Regions from separate parts of the Homo sapiens genome. Here regions 1, 2 and 4 are each linked to region 3. The links are chromatin loops, found by intact Hi-C in ENCODE. Cell type or tissue: HCT116. All regions are shown on one strand. Links, peaks and the distances in the headings refer to the core of each region. The heading gives the core; the rest is flanking DNA.

Region 1 (4,904 bases), core at 1,204-3,703, 170 kb before region 3:
TATTTCTAGTTGGATGGTCCAGGACACTAAGATGGATTCTTTCAGTGCTAGTATTTTTTAAATACGAAGTTCACACATTCATGAGATCCAGTTAGTCCAGGTCTTCTTTTCTAGCTTAATACAGTGCAAAAATGTACCATCAAGAGTTATGGAAGAGGATAAAAAAACACATTTCCTCAGCTGGCCTTTTGGAAAGGTGATGAACTCCTGTTTTCAGAAAGCCCGACTTTGCATCCTTTTGGCCAGATTTCTCACCAACTGACTAGAGAACAGACTGAGTTTTTTAAAAAATAATTTTCCCTTTCATTTTTAATAATAGTTATAACATTTTATGACTTTTCTTACAAGCTCCGCTAACTGAAGGGAAAATTACAAGTTTAGATGATAAACTTATAAGAATAATGTCAAAGTAACATGGGGATGACTAGGGATCAGTTTTGGTGCTGTTTAGTATACTTACATTTGCTTGTGTGCAATCAACCTTTTTATGTGGTGACATCTATTTGCAGGTAATACTAAGTCTCAGGTACCTAAATCTACAATGGCATTAAAATGTGATTGTCTTTATTGATCCAAGGGAAATAGTCTTGATACTGACTTAGTAGTAAATTAGAAAATTGTTCCTTGGTAGTAAATCAGAAAAATAAAAAACACAAATGAGTTTTATATTTTTTGATATCCTGAGCCACACTCAACATGAACATGGTTGCTGAAGAAAGCTAAAAGTTTAATTTCATGTGAGTTCTTCAGGCAACATATTATTCAGAATTTTTCTTATTTCACAATCCCTTACCATTCAGCTGATTCTTTGGATGCCTTTGCTCATTCACTCAGTATGCTGGTGATGCACCAGTAAGCACAGTCCATACCAATGAGACGTTAGCAGTCTGAGGGAGGATCTTAATGTCTCTTAATATTTCTTAAAATAATTAAATATTTCCATGGCAAATTTTTTACTGTTGTACAATGTTTCAGAATTCAGCTCCTAACCAATAATAAGTTATGATTCTATTATTCCTTCAGAAACAAACAAGCATCATTTCTAGAAAGGTGGGTAGGTGTCCGCCATAATAAAATGCCCTAAACTGGATGACTCACAGTTGTAGAGACTGGAATTCCAAGATTAAGGTGCCAGCATGGTTGGTGTCTGGTGAGGGCCTTGCAGACGGCCACCTTTTTGATGTGTCCTCACATGGTGAAGACAGAGAAGTCTTTCTTTCTTCATCTTCTTTTCCCTCCTAGCTTTATTAAAGTATAATTGACAAATAAAAATTTTGTATACTCAAAGTATACAACATTATGATTTGACATACGTATATTTTTGTGTAATGATTACCACAATCAAATTAATCAACACTTCTATTACCACACATAGTTGCACTTTTGGTTTGTCCAAGAGAAGTGAGGACACTTAAGGTCTACTCTTTTAGCAAATTTCAAATAAACAATAAAGTATTAACTATAGTCACCATGCTGTATATTGGAACTTATTCATCTTAGAACTGAAAGTTTGTACTCTTCAACCAGACCAACATCTCCTCATTTCCCCCACAGCCCGGAATATGTAAGACCTGAAACTGTAAAACTCCTAGGAGGTTTATATGTTCATGCCTGTAGTTCCAGCTACTTGGGAGGCTGAGGCAGGAAGATAGCTTGAGCCCAGGAGTCTGATGCCATGGCTATGATTGTGATACTGCTCCACTAAACTCCAGCCTGGGTGACAGGGTAAGACCCTGTCTGTCTAAAAAAAAAAAAAAAGGATGGGGCAGGGGGATGCCCCTTGACATTGGCCTTGGCAAGGATTTTTTGGATATCACTCCAAAAACACAGGCAAAAAAGCAAAAAATAAGAATAAACAGACGGGACTACATAAAAGTAAAATGCTTCTTCACAGCAAAGGAAACAATCAACAAAATGAAAGGCCAACCTACAGAGTGAGAGAAAATATTTGCGAACCACATATGTGATAAAGGTTTAATATCCAAAATATATAAGGAACTCATACATCTCTTTCTCTTCTTTTAAGGCCACAGTCCTACGGGATTAGGATCCTTCCCTATGACTTCATTTAACCTTAATTACCTTCTAAAGACCCTATTTCCAGATACAGTCACACTGGGAGTTACAGCTTTAGGATATGAATTCCAGGGGGAAAGGGGGGGCATACAGTTCAGTCCATATCAGTTAAGAACGTTATAAAGGCATTTGTCCACAAATCTTTCAAATCTGATTAATTTATTAATTGGTATTAATACAAACTTGTGTTAAAAAGGACTTAAGGTCATCTGGTTTAATTTTCTCTTAAAAACGGAAACTCCTTCTCTAATCGGGGTGTTTCTAAAGAAAATACTCGAGGATTTCTTGATTTCTATGTCTCTATGTTACCTTTTATTCTTCATAAGTAAAAGTAATAATTTAATATCTTTTAAAAGTTTTTCACTATCTGAAAACACCCAAATCAACTTGCAAGGACTGCGCTTTTAAAACAGTAAGTTTTATAAGGATATATATTTTTTTTCAGTTGTATTTCTCAATTGAGTGAAAAAATATGTAGTATTAAATCTCTGTTCTCTTGCTTCACTTTCCCTTTTACTCCGAGGGACAACAAAACAGTACTGGCTAACTACTCTATTAATGGTGCACTCTCCAGGAACTGCAGTCCCCACTGTGCTGCCATTACAAGTAGTCAGAAAAGGTCATTGTGACTTAAAGTGAGCGCTGCAGGTGAAACAAGCTGGATCCATGAGTCAGTGATGACTCATTCTCAGATCATTCTGCCATGCGAAGCTTAACAGCATCTGGTATGAAAAACTCCACAGACATGCCAAGTTATTCACAATTGTTTCATGTACATTATTTCCAGTCTTCAAATTTAACAAATGTTTATTATTAGTTTATCGTAAACAGGGACTGTTCTCAGTCAACAAACATTTACTGAGCTTCATCTCTGTGCACTGGATGGCACTGGGGATAAAATACAAATAGGATATGCAGTGACTTCTACAGTAATGAGAAGGAAACCCCAGAGCCTTGGCCAGTGCAGATAAAACCTGGCCTTTTCTTTGACTCCACACCAGCAGAGACTCAGACACCCACATGTTCTCCTTCATGAATACTCACAGACTTATCATTACCACCTGCTTCAGCACCATCAAGGCTCAGCTCATGGTGCCATTGATTTCTGCTTCGAATCACCAGAGCAGCCCAGACTCCCAGGTCATCCTTTATCCCTCAGATTTTTATCTTCCTGTCACTTCATACAAATAACTCCTAATCCATCGCCCATGCTACTTCAAGCTCTGAAACCCTTCCACTGTAAATTCTTAGACTCAAGATCAATCGGGAGCAAAATCTCCCGTATCTTCAGACTATTCTCTGAATGCTTCCTTTGCCATCTTGCTAAAAACTGGGTCACCCTAAGCTCACTGCTTTCCTTGTAGAACCCCTAAGTGGAGGGTATTTTCTCTCTAAAACCCTCTTGCTGCTGGTCTCTGAAGGAGATTGTTATATGCCTTCCTTGTCATCACCACTTCAGACCACTTCTCTTTCCCATTTCCTGACTTCCCCTTTCCTGCTACTGCTACACACACACAGAGCTTTACACAACAGGTCATCCAACTAGAACACCGACTGGTCCTTCTAGTTGTGCTCCTCTTCAGATCCCCAGATTACTCTCTCACTGCCTAAAGCTTTTAGAGCCTGGCTCAATGAACTCTTTCCAATTCTATTATTGCCATCATTTTTGGTGGTTTTTAATATTCATGTCGATGATCCTTTCAATGTCTTAATCTCTAAGTTCCTTGACACTCTATCTTTCAAGAATCTATCTCTCAACCATAGTTTACCCATTTACCTCCAAGGTCACACTTTTGGCTTTATTATTACCATAAACTACAAATAATCTAGTCTCATGGTTACGAAGGATTTGTACTCTGATGACCCTCAAATTTTATCGTCAGCTGCATATCTTCTCTGAAATTAAAAATTACAAACTAATTCATAATTTGCCTATATGTACCTGCTATGCTCATTCACCGCAAGAGTGTGCTAGGCCCAACAGTATTGTATTTAAAGATCAGAAAATCTTAGCTTTATTTCCAGCTCTGATACTTACCTTTATATGCAAGTTGTTGTTCCCAATTCCTCTCTGTTCCCTATAAGAGGATTATACTCCCCCTGCTTCTAGCAACAGGCTTGGATATGTGACTTGGTTTAGTGAAAGAAATATAAACAGAGTGTTTTATGCTAAGTCTTAGCAAAAGCTCTAAGAGCCATATGTGGTTCCAGCACTGCTCTTTTTTTCTCTGCCATACAACGGAGAAAGGGCTGCTTCTTCAGTGTGGATCCTGGAATCAAGAAGATGTAGGACACAGTCAAAGGTAGTTTACAACTGCACTTATGTGAGTGGGAAATAAACCCTTGTCATTGTAACCTACTGAGTTTGGGGTTCATTGCACAGCATAATCTAACAGATTTGGATGTGTCAGAGTTTCCTAATTTATGCAATGAGGACAATAATGATATAACTTTCTTGTCCATGTCAGAAAGTTGTTGATGGGATTAAGTGAGAAATACATATGAAAAATGTTTTATAAAATTCTACTATGCTATTAGCATTATTACTGGAACTGGAAATATATGGAATTTCAAGATCTAAAGTTATTTATGCTTCTTTATCCCTGCACACAAGCCATTCAATGGAAATACAGCATGTGAGATATGCTAACGTGAACAAATCATGATTTTATTCTTTCTTATTTACTAAAAAAGTAAGGCTGATGTTTAGAATATCAAGAATATTAATGAGACGTAGAAAAACTGTACCCTTAAGACTTCATTCCTTCAAGATAATGCCTGCCTACCTCTCTGCCCACACACATTTATTAGATACATCTCATTTCTTT
Region 2 (4,904 bases), core at 783-3,282, 710 kb before region 3:
CCCGGATAGTACCCAATCGTATATATACTATGTTTTTTTTTTTGATCTGGTAAGAGAGAGGGCTACTAAGTGACTAATGGTGGATGGCATATACAGTGTGGATATGTTGGACAAGGGATGATTCATATCCTGGGTAAGATAGAGATTTCATCACGCTACTCAGAATAGTGTGCAATTGACAACTTACACATTGTTTATTTCTGAAAATTTCCATTTAATATTTTCGGACCGTGGTTCACCACAGATAACAAACCAAGAAAAGCGAAACAGAGAATAACTAACATAAGTAAGGTTGAAGAAATTTCCTCATCCATCTTAACTGTTAGATAATATTGCTTTGTGGCCTAGGTATTATATTCAACTCTTCCTCTGACTCAATGGATTGGTTTGCTTATCCTAGGCAGAGAGGAGCCTCTGAAATGTTGATCACAGCAAAAGAGCTGTGAACATTAGGGCTTTTTTTTTTTTCCATTAAAACTTTTTCTGAATGTGTACAGGGAAGAATATGGGCATAGTAATCAGATAAACTTGGGTTTGAAACATAACTATTCCTTACCAGCTGATTGCAAGAGCTAACAACCTTCCCTATCTGGAAAAACAGAGCTAATACCCACCTTGAAGAATGAAAGTACTATTCAGCACTCTGATCAATATACTTTGAGGTTTTTATTCCTTTTCTTCTTATTTATAATCCGCTAGGGCCTAACAAGAAAAAACAGATTTGATTATTTTTAGAGTCTTAAACTACAGAAATCACTGCTGGCTTCCAATGAAACCTTCAAACAAAATGGAATGAAGCAAGTCTCACAAATAATAAAAATCAGCCGCTCTGACAGGGTTTGGATACCAAGGGGAATTTTAGCCAATAGGTATTAAATCAACATACACCTCCAGGATTCCTTTATAGAAGAGTATAACCGGTCATTTCTTTGCTTATGTGTAAGACTTCCAGAATGCTACGGGAAAATTAACTCTCTTTTCAATATATTAGGCTTTGAAGTCTAAATATAAAGGCAATCAGGGTCTATTTTCAGAGCGGAGAGGACTGTTTCTAGACATCCAGGAAGGATTAGTCCAAATGGGTGTAACCCCCTTGGAGGCCTTGTCCCCAGAGCATCCTCATCTCCTGGGTGCCAGGGGCTTAAGGAATCCCCCTCCCTCCTTTTTTTCTTTCTTCCTCTTCTCGGAGCTCCCACCCTCACCCCATTCGGCTGCTTCTTTTCCATCTTCGCTTCTTCCCATAAGCGGTCAAAATAGAAAACGGAAGTACCTATTTGTTGCTTAGTGTAGTGCTCAGAGACGTTTTTTTGGTTGTTGTTTAATTAAGAAAAATAAAATCCCCCTCTAGGTTCTTCATTTCGCAATGAGCCCAAACATCCGCTGGCTCATTAGGCCTCTTAACAAAAGAAAAATGCCCCCACTGAACTGTGGCTGACTAGTGTGCGGAGGCTGGGGTCGGCTGGAGGGGTTCTAAGTATCTATCATGCGGCAAGGACAGCTTCCCGGGCGAGGGGACCCGGGATCCCGGGAGGCGCGTGCAGCGCCGCCCCCTCACAGTAGGGAGGCGCGGGAGAGGCGGCGGTGCCTGCCCAGCCCGGGTATCCCGTCCCAGGAGCGCGAGGGAGCGGGCAGCGGCCGGAGGCGGCGGCGGCGGGGACGCGGCGCGGCTGCCGCAGGGGAGCGGCGGCGGCGGCGGCGGCGGCGGCGGGCGCGAGGGGCGGGGCGCACTCCGCAACTTCTGCCGCTGCCGCCCGGGCGCTCTCGGCGCAGCCGAGCTGCTGCTGCGAACTGTGGAGCTGCCAGCGGAGCCCAGCCCGAGCTCCCTCGACTCCGCGCGTCCCAGGCGTCCGTCGGGGGCCGAAGCGCCTCCCGCAGGGAGTCCCCGTGAGGCCGCGCTGCCGCGTTACCCGCAGCGGCCGGGGGTCCGGGGAGTGCGGGGCTCCGAGACAGAGCCAGGCGCCCCCCAGCGGTCGGCGCGGGCCCCATGGCTGGGCCGGGCGGAGCGGAACCGGTGAGGTGAAGCCCCGGGGCCGGCAGCCGGAGGCGCGTGGCCGGGGCGCCGGCTCCATGGGCAGCGGCACACGGCGGCGCGATGATGGACGTTAACAGCAGCGGCCGCCCGGACCTCTACGGGCACCTCCGCTCTTTCCTTCTGCCAGAAGTGGGGCGCGGGCTGCCCGACTTGAGCCCCGACGGTGGCGCCGACCCGGTCGCGGGCTCCTGGGCGCCGCACCTGCTGAGCGAGGTGACAGCCAGCCCGGCGCCCACCTGGGACGCGCCCCCGGACAATGCCTCCGGCTGTGGGGAACAGATCAACTACGGCAGAGTCGAGAAAGTTGTGATCGGCTCCATCCTGACGCTCATCACGCTGCTGACGATCGCGGGCAACTGCCTGGTGGTGATCTCCGTGTGCTTCGTCAAGAAGCTCCGCCAGCCCTCCAACTACCTGATCGTGTCCCTGGCGCTGGCCGACCTCTCGGTGGCTGTGGCGGTCATGCCCTTCGTCAGCGTCACCGACCTCATCGGGGGCAAGTGGATCTTTGGACACTTTTTCTGTAATGTCTTCATCGCCATGGACGTCATGTGCTGCACGGCCTCGATCATGACCCTGTGCGTGATCAGCATTGACAGGTAAGGGCCGGACCGCCCCGTCCCAGGCTCCGGCTGGGGACCGGCTGGCAGCTCAGCCCCGCGCGCTCGCCTTTCCTGGGAGGATCAAGCTAGACTTCAAGGCGGGATGAAGGGCTGCGCTTAAAACACCGCTCCCCCCAATCCACCCTACACCAACCAAACTTCGGTTACGGCATAGCCTATGTACATCTTTAAAAGAAAAACCGGAAATGTTCTGGTTTACTGTAGTGACGAATTTAAGACCAAAGTTAAGAGTATTTTAAGCCTTAGCATTTCCACCAGCGGGTCCCTTGCCTTGGTTTTTGGAAGGAAGGGATTTGGTGCTCCCTGACTTGATCAAGCCTTGCTGTGAGCCTTAAAGAGTCATTAAAAAATAATAATAATAAGTCGGAGAAAAGCCACCTTGCTTACCCCATTGTGGGAGCTACTCCCTAGGCCAGTAAAAGGACCTTGGATGGTTCTAGAATTGGGGTTTGTATGTCTTACACATTGCATCTTTATGATGGTCAGTTCGGAATCGCATTCTTGCTTGTGGAAGTCTGGTTTCAATGTTTGGTAATGCTGTCTGTATCTTGCGAGCTTGCTGACTGGAGCCTTCCTCCAGGTCTGAATGGCTGGTTCTAGCCTTTCATCATAGCCCTTGGGAACCTTCTCTTGAGAACTCCCCCACTGGAGTAATTGAAACAGAGGCTGACCATCTGTCAGGGATGCTAGGGGAAAAATTCCTGCCTTGGGTGTCATATTGAACTAGGAGACCCACAGGGTTTCTTCAGGCTGTAAGGTTACAGGCTTTTGAAATGGAGCTAGTCTTTGACCCTTGAAATATTATGCAGTTGACAACTTGAAGTATGGTCTCAATCCTCTTTGGCCTAAAACAACTCTATTTCACTTGAAACTGAAATATGAGACCTTAATATTCACACTCAGAATTTTGCCGGTGTTTCAAGACTAGTATCCTGTTGTGTTTAATGATACAGAGAAATGGTTGCTTATTTTCTTAGTGGATCTATAGAACCTTTATATGTGTAGATCTTTCAGCCTAGGGGAAATAATTGATGCCTCCACACTTAAAATGACAGTGCCTCAAAGGATGGTCTAGCATGAAACTGAGATTTTCCTTTTTTTCTTCTTGAAAACACTGCTGTTTGTGGTTTGCTGGTACTTAAAATGTTCTGCTGTATGTATTTTTTGCTTGACCAGGGTTTATAATTACTAAATAAAGGAAATAATAGAAAAGGGAATATTTTCAAGAAGAAAAACACATTGTAGCTCCATTTAGCTAACAATTTAGGTTATTTTTCTTTAAATTGATTCTACCATTTTATATATCATGGTAGAAGCTGCTGACAGCAAACAAGGAATTACTTAAGAGCAGAGCATGAACTGCATATGTGAGAATATTAGCACCAAATTTGGCAGCTGAAGTTCTGAATTACAGTAGTTAAGAATGACAAAACATATGTATTTACAGTCTGACTGTGGCAACTGGAATTAGGAGAGTGCACTCAATACACATAGTAAGTGTATACATGAATTATAAGCACAGAAATCTGACTGCTCAGCCAACCAAAACAGAGCATCCTGCATGAATGGAGTCCTTTTAAATGGAACTTAGTGTAATAAAACAAATAACGGTTTATGCTGCAAGTACTGTATTTATAACCATTTTTTAAAATTTCACAGTTGATAAATGATACATAAATAATACCTTGTGCTAATTTGTCTCCTAAGACAGCCAGTGTTTCTCCTCTTCTGGGCTACATTGAGGTTTGGCTGAGATCACCTTGTGATTCCTATACATGAGCTAAAGGCATTCTCCACTCAGCGTGCATGTGTGACTTAGCATCGGCAGGCATGTCCTGAATACTGAGAAGACATTAATCCTTCTTGGCAAGAGCTTAAGATTTTGTTGTTAACTGTATTCTTATGATTGTCACAAATTGTGGTAACATAGGCATATAGATTCTCCTTTTACCTATGAGAATTGCCCCATTGGTGAATTCTGCTTAAAAATTATTTTAGAAGATCAGCATATCATTTCTTTAGAGAAAATGAAGAATTGATAAAATTGGAAGACACAGACTGATTTTCTTCCAAGAACACTGAGAACTAAAAATGAGAAAAAAGGAAAATATATTATTTCTGAAAAGCATGTTTTCTGCAATTCCGTTGTAGAATATGACAGATGATATTAAATGTGCTGTGAAAATATGTAAAAAAAAAATCTTCATTCCCTTGTTCATTCCCTCTTGAGTACCTAATATAGGTTACAC
Region 3 (4,904 bases), core at 1,071-3,570:
ATTTTCTTTGGATACAGCTAAGACAGGGGGTGGGGGATGAGAAAATCACAGTGCATTTTTAAAGCATGGGCTTTGCAAGCTGCATGCCCTCAAAGAAGTAACTTTAAAGAATTGAGGTGAATCCAGCAGGTGATCTTGTCACCTACTTTTTATTGTTTCATGATCTTTTAATTATGGTTAAGACATGGTGTCTGACCTCAAAGTACGCAAGTTCTACCATTTTGGCTGTTTGATGAGACATTTGTTCATCAAAGCACATTCCATGCCAAAGGCTAAGGATGCAGCTAACCTGACCCCGGAGTGAACTGAAAGAAGGAGACAGCACAGCCGTGGGTATCACAGACAATTTAACTTAGACTTGGATCTCTGAGTACCCAGACGCAGTTTTTGAATCATTCTGTAAACAACTTTACAAATCACAAATGTATTTTGAGTGTTTTCTCTTTACCCAAATGGATTCTCCACTCTCAAAATTTCACAGGCCCCAATTTGAACTTAAAGTCATACTTTAAATTATAGCCTATCAAATTATTAATTTATAAATCTTCCAGAGGAAAAAAGTATCTAAGACCTATCAGAGAGGTAACACAATTCAGGGTCTTTATAAAAATACCTTCTAAAATTTAGTATAAGAATAAAATAAAATAAGCCCTTTTCATTTACAAACTGTCCATTAAAGTAAATCATAAAAATAAATAACAAATGCAAACCATTTTTTTTCTTCAATGAATCAGCAATTTTTCATCTGCAAAATTGTCTTTACTTCTTTGGTAGCAAAACCAAGGTGATATCAAAAAAAAAAGAACAAAAAAGAGAACAAACAAAAAACTTGTTTTGTTTCTCACAACTACAAACAAAAACTACTTTTGATTTGTTTGCCAATTTGGCTGCAATTTGGTAAAGATATTCAATACCACTTAAAAGAGAAAGTGGTTTGTCACAGAGATAACAGTAATAGTCATCATACCTTATGTATATTCACATTGTATAAAGCTTTTTATTAGCAATTTAAGCTAGTAACAGTTCTGTAAAGGACTATTTTTTCCCATTTTATGAGTAAACAAACTCAAAGGTGTTCAATTATTTTCTAGAATGTGGCAGGGTCAGATATGAACTCAGATATGGCTCTAAAATATGTGATGGCTGATGTGTCACAAAACTGATGCCGCCAAGCTGTCTGTCATTTCATAATTTCTGCATAGTTGCTTTCATATTCATCCAAAAATGAAGATGCAGTTTACAAACTACTCAATCCTTCCTTTTTAACCATTTGTCTATTTGTACATCATTTATTCATAAATACTTAATATATGATTCCTGCATTTGGCACTGAGAATCAAGATAACTAATTACATCTTCATGACATCCAAGATCTCAGTTGAGAAAAATATAAAGATTTTTTAAAAGTTATTAAAAGAGCCTGATAAATGTATGTGATGTCAAAAGGTACACTGTGCTTTAGAAGCCCAGAAGAAAGGATAAACAAAGAGATAGAAGAATCTTCCCTAGGGAGACCCCAATTTTGCTGGGTTTGGAGGATGAATAAGAGTTCACCAGTATTTTCATCTTCCATTTCTTTCCTTTTAATAATTCAGTAGGCAAATAGACAAGTAAAAAATATATTTCACAAGTTATTTCTTCTTTATATAAAATTATAAATAGTTTTAATTGAATTTCCTTTGGTTATTCAAGGAATAGAAGAAAGACAACTTGTTCCAGAGAAAACTCTTTAGCATTTATCAGTATCAGTGGATAGTCAGGAAAAGAAGAGGGCACTTTATTCCTTTAGAGAAGGCTGGGGCCCCTGAGTCTAAGTCAGAGTTTTGGGGTTTTATTGTTTTTGATTTCTTTGTGGTTCCTTATAAGCACAGTTTGGTTTCCTCAATATTAGAGTTAGGACTAAGGAATGCATTATATCAAGAAGAGATAAGAAATGTATAGTTTACTTAACATAGTTGTATTTCGCTCTTTATGTTTCTTTTGCTCTGCTAACCATTTGCATAATGTTTCTTGTTATAAAAAGAAAAAGCCTTTTATGGATCTGCTAAATGCGAACTGCAAAAGATAAAGAGATGGTGTCTTTTTCAAGTCTTCCATGCTTTGTGGTGGGCTTTGCACTGTAGGTACATCATCATTGTAGGTTGATTCAACAGGAGATCCCAATCCAAGTGCCCTTCTTTCAGATTTCATTTTCATTCTCAGACAAGCTTACTCACTCTGCCACCTATTGGCAGAAGAAACATCCTCTGGTTGAGCTAATTCTAAGCACTCCAACCTCAACTTGGATGAAAATTTTTCACCAAAAAACTGATAGCACGATACATTATCTTCTCTACTACATGCATTATAAGTTAGGAGAAGAAAATGCTTGTGACTAGCTAATTCTGACAAAGCTTATTTGGTAAAGAAGGTTAAAATCATGGCAAAGGTGAGTTTTGCGTTTAAGGAATTAACATAGATTCCTTTGTGCATCGTACTGATAGTACTGTACTGAGCATCCGGACCTTGATTTATCCTTCAGAACATGATTCAGCCTCTGAGTCTTCATTTTCTTCTAGTTCAAAAAGGAACAAGAATATCTTCATTGCCCAACTCACAATGAGTTTAGGAGACAAATAAGATATGGATATGTGACCACAGAATGATTCATCCAGATGGATTTTCTCCCTTAATCTTCCTCACCTTTCTCCATCTGCCCTCTTGAAAAAAAAATCCTTTGAAATAGCTATTCAATTAATTTCTCTCATTTTTTATAGGAGACAACAGAGTCCCAGAAACGTAGTGATGATCCATGAGATGTGGATGAACTTGAGGAGACAAATCACAGATTTGGCCCTAATGCCTAGAACTAAGAAGTAGCTTAAAGAAACACAGCAGAACAACTGCAGCCCCTCACGTTTTTTTTTTATCTTTTTGTGGCTCTCAACACATTCTGAGCAATGATATGTGTGGTGTGTGTGTAACTGTGTCTCATATTCTACACAATGCATAATACAGAGTAGGCTCTTTATAATATTAAATGGGTGAGGTGGTGAATAAAATAACCTTACAGTGCAATACATCTACTATACAGATGGGTGGATTGAGGCCACAGAAGTCTCAGTGATTCATCTAGCATAAGAAGTAAATCAGAACTTGGGCTACAAGACACTTTGATGTTCTGATTATAGGCCTCTTTCACTTATCTCCTTTGCTCTCCTGTTCCACTGGGAACTCCAGATTGCCAAAGTCCTAAAGCAGATTGGCCTCTTCTGGTACCCTAAATTCTAAAGACTGTGATTCCTTTTCCTCCATAACTCAAGTGAGTCATGGGTGTTTCTGCTGGAATGAGAAGGGGCAGCAAGAGGGGGAAGTGGTAGGTATCACCCTCTATAATAGAAATTGGGAAGACATTAAGCACAGATACTGGCCAAACCTGCAAACAGCTGAGTGAGTTTGGTGTATTTGGGACCAAACACAGCAAACATGATGACATATGCAGGGCAGTGACCATGACTATCTTTGGTCTGGATAAATTGCGGCTCTGGAAAGGCAACACACTTGAATAGGAATTATTTGAAACAGTGCAGGTGTTTTACTGCAACATATTCTACCACAGGAAAGAAGTTTCAGGAGTATCTCTTTTTAATCATGGCCATATCACTCGTGTAAAATAAATGACTTTACCATATGTATAATGCTGGTGAGTGCTGAGGAGCCTTTGGTTAGCTTTATTTCTGAAAGCAGTCTATCCTAATGTACATGCATAAAAACCCAAACCTAATGCATTTTATTATTGGCAGTGGAGCCAATCCACCATTAACAAAGATTATAAGGACCACTTTGGTCATTGCTTATACATCTCGTTGAACACAAATTATAATACTAATTATAGCAATAAATAGCATTGTACTAAATAGTCTATGCTTCATTTAATCATCGCAAAAACCCTATGTAATTAATTTGTATTGCAAATGAAGAACCGAGGTTCAGAGAGATCAAAGGACTTGCCTGGGGTTGTACAGGTAGTCAGTGGGAGAGACAAGCACAGAATTCAAGCACAGCCACTAAGCCCTCACTCACCCTTACCAATAGTCTATTAAATACAGCCTTAAGTTTCTGTTATATGTCCACTTGGTTTATTCCTTCTAGGAGACTGCAAGCTCTTAGAAACCAAGAATCAAGTCTTACACTGTTCCCTAAAAATATCTGTCACAATACTCTTCAGGAATATATCCTAAAATAGCAGGATGGCCAAAACCTGAGGTTTAGCAAATTGAGAGAGGTAGAACAGACAGACAGGCAGACAGGCAGACACACAGATGGAAACATACAACTATTTGAAGATGGGACAATCAGAGGAGGGTGAGAATCAATGGACTATCAGGGAAAAGAAAAATGGAGCATCTCAAATTTAATACTTGAGCTCTGATTTGTTTCAGCCAACTCTAGTAATAAGATATGTCCTTGCAGAGAAATGGCTAACATCTCTCCTGATTTACACATAAAAGGATTTATTGTTCTTCTCACCTCTGTAAAGCAATGTTAAGATCAACAGGATTAGTGGCATTATATGGTGCTCTCCACAGAGTTTAATGCCATTTCAGGCTGTTAAAAATTTATAGAAACAAATAAGAGAGTCCAATATCAGCTGAAGCTCTAATCCCCTTGAAGTGAAGAATAGCTTTCAGGCTGACATTTCTTTTGGAAATATAAACCCAGGTGCTTGCAGTTTGCAGATGACACTAACCTTCCTCTTGAGCCATAACTGTAGAAATGCTGGCCAGACAAATGTGGAAGAGTGTCTGAAGATACTGGGATGCACAGATCAGTTCCATTTCTTCATTAAGTCTTTAAGCACACAGGGCAAAGAGTACAAGGGTGACAGTGAGATGATCCTTCCTCCCCAAGGGTGAAAGAGGCTC
Region 4 (4,904 bases), core at 973-3,472, 190 kb after region 3:
CCCTTGCTCTGATTCCACACTAGCCAAGCAAACTTCTGATTATAATTGGTTTCCTGGGTAGTACAGCTGAACATTCCAAACTCCAAATTCTGAAATCCAAAATGCTCTAAAGTGCAAAACTTTTTGGGCATCAACATGACTTTTAAAAGAAATGCTCATTGGAGCATTTTGAATTTCAAATTTTCAGATTAGTGATGCTCAGCTAGTAATATTACTGTAAATATTCCAAAATCTGAAAAAGTCTGAAACATCTCTGGTCTCAAGCATTTCAGATAAGGGACACTCGATCTACCAACAAAGGAGAGAGCCCCTTGAAAGTGTGTTGGTTATTTCTAGCTGTATTTGCATTCTAGGGTTTTGGAGGTTTTTAACGTAATGTCTGGGAGCTTGCCTTATCTGAATCATCCGAATGATGATTTCTTTCTAAATTTGCTTTTTTTAAAAAAAAAATCACTTTTCTAGTGATACATATAAAAGAAACTAATGAACTAGGTCATGAAGTATGAATAGCAGTGTCAGACATTCAAGACAAAAGGAACAGCATACTTAAAAATGAAGTTGTAGACAAAGTATTAACTGTTTCAAAATGTTGGATTTTCTAAAGACCATTTAAATGCTGATGCCATTTATCTTTAGGAAGCTGGTATTGTTTGCCACAGTTATAACAAGCTATTGTTATAATTTCTGCTTATTATTAGAATCCAATAGAATTTTTACAGTTTGTTTTGAACACTTCTGTCATCTATTGTTCAGTTTGTTTTCATTATGAAATTCAGGTTTACTCTCAGTTTCTCCCAAAAATAGTAATTAACTATTCTGGGAATAATAATTTTAACTGGTTCATAAATGAGCATATACTAAACAACACTACTGTGCTGTATATAAATCTGACTCATATATTTTATAGCTCTTACTTCTTAGAAATAGAAAAACTTGCTTCTATATTAGAAAAGAAATCACTTTTCTAAGCCTATAAGACTAATACCTAGACATTTAGATTGTGGTGGGTTCACTTTTCTTCTTGTTAGAGGGCACTCTGAATCACTCTTCTGGTGAAGATCTCTGGGAGTTACATGCAAGCGGTGGGCCTGGGCCCATTTCCACATCCCACAAAGAGTGCATTTACTTTGTGTATCCAGAAGAGCAAAACTCCCAACTCTACTGCTTTGTTTTCAAACGGACAGCCAAGCATTCGATGTCTTCAGCTTCACTCTCTACTTTGTGCTTGGGTTCCATTTCTGGTTCATATAGGTATTTACCTTATTTTTTAACTTGACTTTGCCTTTTTATCCCTCTTTATGTTTTTATTTATGTTGTATATTCTTTTATGTATTTGAAAGAGAAGGGGAGTGTCCTGTTATGAACATGCTATACCATCTTGACTAAGAACCCCTTTGCTGATACCCAATGGGATTCCTTTATCTGGTCTAACTGACTAGATATTTTATCATTTATTTTTCAGTCAAGGTTTATTGAGCACAATATGATGGTGTAGGCATCTTTGGAGATATGCTATCTGCAGGTTCAGCTTTGGAGATTCAGAAGTGACATGCACATGCCTCTGACACTCTCATGGAGTTCACAGTTGGAGGTAAGCTGAACCATTTGGCAATCTACCTCACAGATTGAACACAATTGCCAAATTGACCGTTCCCCAACTCAGGTTCATTTCCATCATGACAAACTAATCTTTCCATTTCAGTAAAGTTTCATGGTACCTCTTTGCCTATAGGAAGCCATGCAACTCATCAAAATCTACTTGTTATCTAAGTTAGTTTTTTTCTAACAATACCCTAAATATATAGTTCTTCTACAACTTTGATGATATATCCACAATTAATGGATACAACACAACAAGAAACTCAGCAATACTAAATTTTTCAGTCCACCAGTGTCTTTGAAGAGAATATTTGTATTAGCATTTTGTTGCTCATTTATTTCATTCTGCAAAGTTTAAGAAACAACAGATACCTTCCTCACAGTGCAGCATTCTTGAGAAGGGTGCAGAGTGACTGGGTTTTCTCCTGGGTTTACCCAGGCACTTTTTTATTCACTCATCTGTTTCAGAAATAGTCACTATCCTGTTGTCTTCAGCTCCCAGCTTGGGAAACCCACAGAGTCTTTCCCTCCAGGTCACCATTGAGTTTGGCATGCTGTTGACCCTCAGTACATCATACAGCAACTACAAAACAGTAATTTTGTTCTCAGTGCACCCACAGGGCCATTTACTTTGCAGCATCATTCAGAACTTTCAGCAATAACTTTCCTACTTCAAAAAAGATAAAGAGAAGCAGCATGAGGAATCCTTGATGGAAACAAAGCTGAAACAAATATAATCTCTTATAGGATTTTTCTACATAAAATAATGCAAAATCACAACTTATTAAGTCCACAACTTAAAGCAAAATGTATGAAATTACTTTTCACCACAAGTTTTTACTGATATGAATAATGGCTATACTGTCTATATTTTAAATTAACCTTAATGCCATCTAGTGGTCACTGAGAAATTTTTGTTTCAGAAAATTGTTAACTTTAGAAATTGTTAATAACAAAGTAGTAGGAATAACAATAACTGCTGTTGCTGAAGAGACTTATTGAACACCTACAATTCTTCAGAGCTCTATGTTCAGCATTTTATGTTCATTATCTTGTTTTATCTATACAACAACCTAAATAGGTACCGCAGCGCAGTTATGCAAATGAAGAAACCAAAACTTAGTGGTATTAAATGACATGCCATATTCAGAGATCTAGTAAATATCTGACTGGTTTTCAAACCCAATTAGTCTAGTCCATTGCCTTCACACTCATCCAGAATTCTATGCCTCTACTAAACCTCGGTTGTGACTATAGAATATGGTTAATAGACTAACACACATGCACACACACACACACTCACACACAAATGCTAATGTGTTTGAAGGGAGGTGCAACCTCACATTTCCACTCTACAACCAACTCTTATCATGTTCCAATTCCCAGGCTTCTCCTTCAAGCAAGATTTTAATTGCATGGGGATGTTTACATATTCGAAATTCACATATGGTATCTCTAAAATGTGATGGATTCACTCATTCATGCAACAAATAGTTACTGAACTCATGCGTTAGACTCTGTGCTAGGTAATGGGAATGCAGCAGGGAACCAAACAGACACAGTCCTTCCTTTCATGGAGCTTAAAGTACAGCAGGAGGACAGACACATAAATTACATGGATCATGATACAAACTCATTGTGGAAAGAGCAGCTGGGAAAAATGCAGAGTGCTGGCAGGGTGTTTAGTTGGATGACCTTCCTTTGGCACCTAAGCGTTGAGTGAGAAGGGGAGTGAGGGAAGACATCTCTAAAGGAAGGACCTTTAAGAGGAGTCATGAAAGAGTGGGAGTGGGAGTGGGAGTGGGACTGAGCTGGGTGCAGGAGGGCAGCATAGGGATTCCAGGAAAAGCACCTGAGCAGCAAGCAGAAGAGTGTCTCCTAAGGCTCTGCTCCCAGACATTACACTCACACAGTGGAAGCACGACAGTAAGTCAATATGCAATTCAGGCACTCTTAATTCTTGTGCTGTAAATGGAACTTGGATAAAGACCATAATTAAGTCATACTTTTTTATACTTTGAACAAATCACTTTTACTGAAAATACTAAAATTGCATGATGTTGCACTTTATTTGAATACCCAAACATAATGGTACCTATCTATGCTAACTGAAGTTTCCATTGGTACTTATGAATAATTCAAATGCCTCCTAAATAAGATTTTTAGTTTGGTTGGAGATTATGAAAATAACACTCATGGCAGATAATGTGAATAACACAGAAGGAACCAAGGAAAAAAGAAGAAAAACAACTAATCCTCATATCTCACAACCCAGAGGCAAATAATGTAAACCTTTTGGAATGCTTCCTTCCAGTCTTTTTCTCTATTAATATTTTATAAAAATAAGATTTTATAATTTAATTTATTCATTCAGTGTAATAATTATTTCATTTGTTTTTACAAACTCTTTGTTAATATCACTGTAATAGCCAGATGCTATTTTATTAGGTGGACACATCCTAGTTTACTTAACCCATTTCCAAGCTGTTCAGTAGGTGGATTGTTTCCAATGTTTACTAAACAATGAATGACATATGAATAATGAATGGCATATGACAAATAATATATAATAAATAACACATTGCATAAAACTAACTTTTTTATAACGGTTTGTCCACCAGAATAGAACTCAGTAAATAGTAGACATTATTGTCAAGTGGTTAAGTAACTGACACAGCTTATTTGTATATCTGAAAAGAATTTAGAAAGTAACAAAGCAATTTACAAAAGCAAAACCACTGCTCAAGAACATTGACTATCAACCACCTCTTCCCATTCTTCCTTGTACTGTGAGTTGATTTCTGCCTTGATCTTAAGACAGGCTGCAGTAAAAGTTAATGGGTATTTTTGTCATGTTGGAGAATCCCAGGAAGCCATTCTAAAATCCCATTTGTGAAATGATGTGTCACATTAACACATTTTATGGGCTTAATCTTGTGCTGCTAATTGAATAATTTAATATTTGTGACACTAGCTTGACTCACACAATTACACACACACACAAAAAAAAGGAGTTGTAAGCTGTTACATCTCAGCTGTTCTTTACTTTGAGCATGCCCTGGTGTTTTTTAAGCTATATTTAGTGTTTTGCCATTTACAAGACAACTTCTATCTCTTTGGATATTTGCTTGATGTGAATGCAAATTGGAGTTGCAAGTTTTCTTCTTCTAACTAGGTACTCTTTAGTAGGTATATGCCCAGTCCAGATGCCAGGACTCTTAAACAGAGTTTTCACTGAGAGGCATTGACAAGATATAGAAATTACATCCTTGTGCCATGAGTAAGGACAGTGGTAATGACAGTGG

Evidence for each region. A loop is a pair of places that touch in the nucleus more often than their neighbours do. Peaks named below come from ENCODE experiments on the same cell type or tissue, not always from the same donor. Only the 100,000 strongest peaks of a DNase experiment are listed, where the experiment ranks them.
Region 1: a loop joins it to region 3, with 3.0 times the contacts of the local background. A loop is called at or near these places in 2 of 110 quality-filtered maps.
Region 2: it touches region 3 in a loop (7-fold over the local background); 9 of 110 quality-filtered maps call a loop at or near these places.
Region 4: a loop joins it to region 3, with 3 times the contacts of the local background. A loop is called at or near these places in 13 of 110 quality-filtered maps.

The regions. Positions count from the first base shown.
Region 1 is chr10:90,317,536-90,322,439 of GRCh38, reverse strand. No RefSeq gene overlaps it. Among named protein-coding and RNA genes, the nearest start is that of LINC02653, 220 kb to the left of the region's middle. RefSeq lists enhancers at 1,959-2,692, 2,693-3,428. In HCT116, for the core only: no CTCF peak of the experiment used is centred there; a DNase peak (open chromatin) is centred at 2,729; H3K27ac peaks cover 2,500 bases.
Region 2 is chr10:90,854,860-90,859,763 of GRCh38, reverse strand. HTR7 (5-hydroxytryptamine receptor 7) reads left to right here and starts at 1,725. Exons shown (of 4, transcript NM_019859.4): 1 at 1,725-2,631. The coding sequence starts at 2,093. RefSeq lists silencers at 1,688-2,057, 2,078-2,127. In HCT116, for the core only: CTCF peaks have their summits at 1,747 and 1,947 (motif pointing left); no DNase peak of the experiment used is centred there; H3K4me3 peaks cover 2,500 bases; H3K27ac peaks cover 2,500 bases.
Region 3 is chr10:90,146,001-90,150,904 of GRCh38, reverse strand. No RefSeq gene overlaps it. Among named protein-coding and RNA genes, the nearest start is that of LINC01375, 190 kb to the right of the region's middle. In HCT116, for the core only: CTCF peaks have their summits at 2,059 and 2,259 (motif pointing left); DNase peaks (open chromatin) are centred at 2,234 and 2,584; H3K4me3 peaks cover 883 bases; H3K27ac peaks cover 2,500 bases.
Region 4 is chr10:89,952,562-89,957,465 of GRCh38, reverse strand. LINC01375 (long intergenic non-protein coding RNA 1375) reads left to right here and starts at 93. Exons shown (of 4, transcript NR_110655.1): 1 at 93-317; 2 at 1,029-1,251; 3 at 1,463-1,591. In HCT116, for the core only: a CTCF peak has its summit at 2,476 (motif pointing left); a DNase peak (open chromatin) is centred at 2,522; H3K27ac peaks cover 730 bases.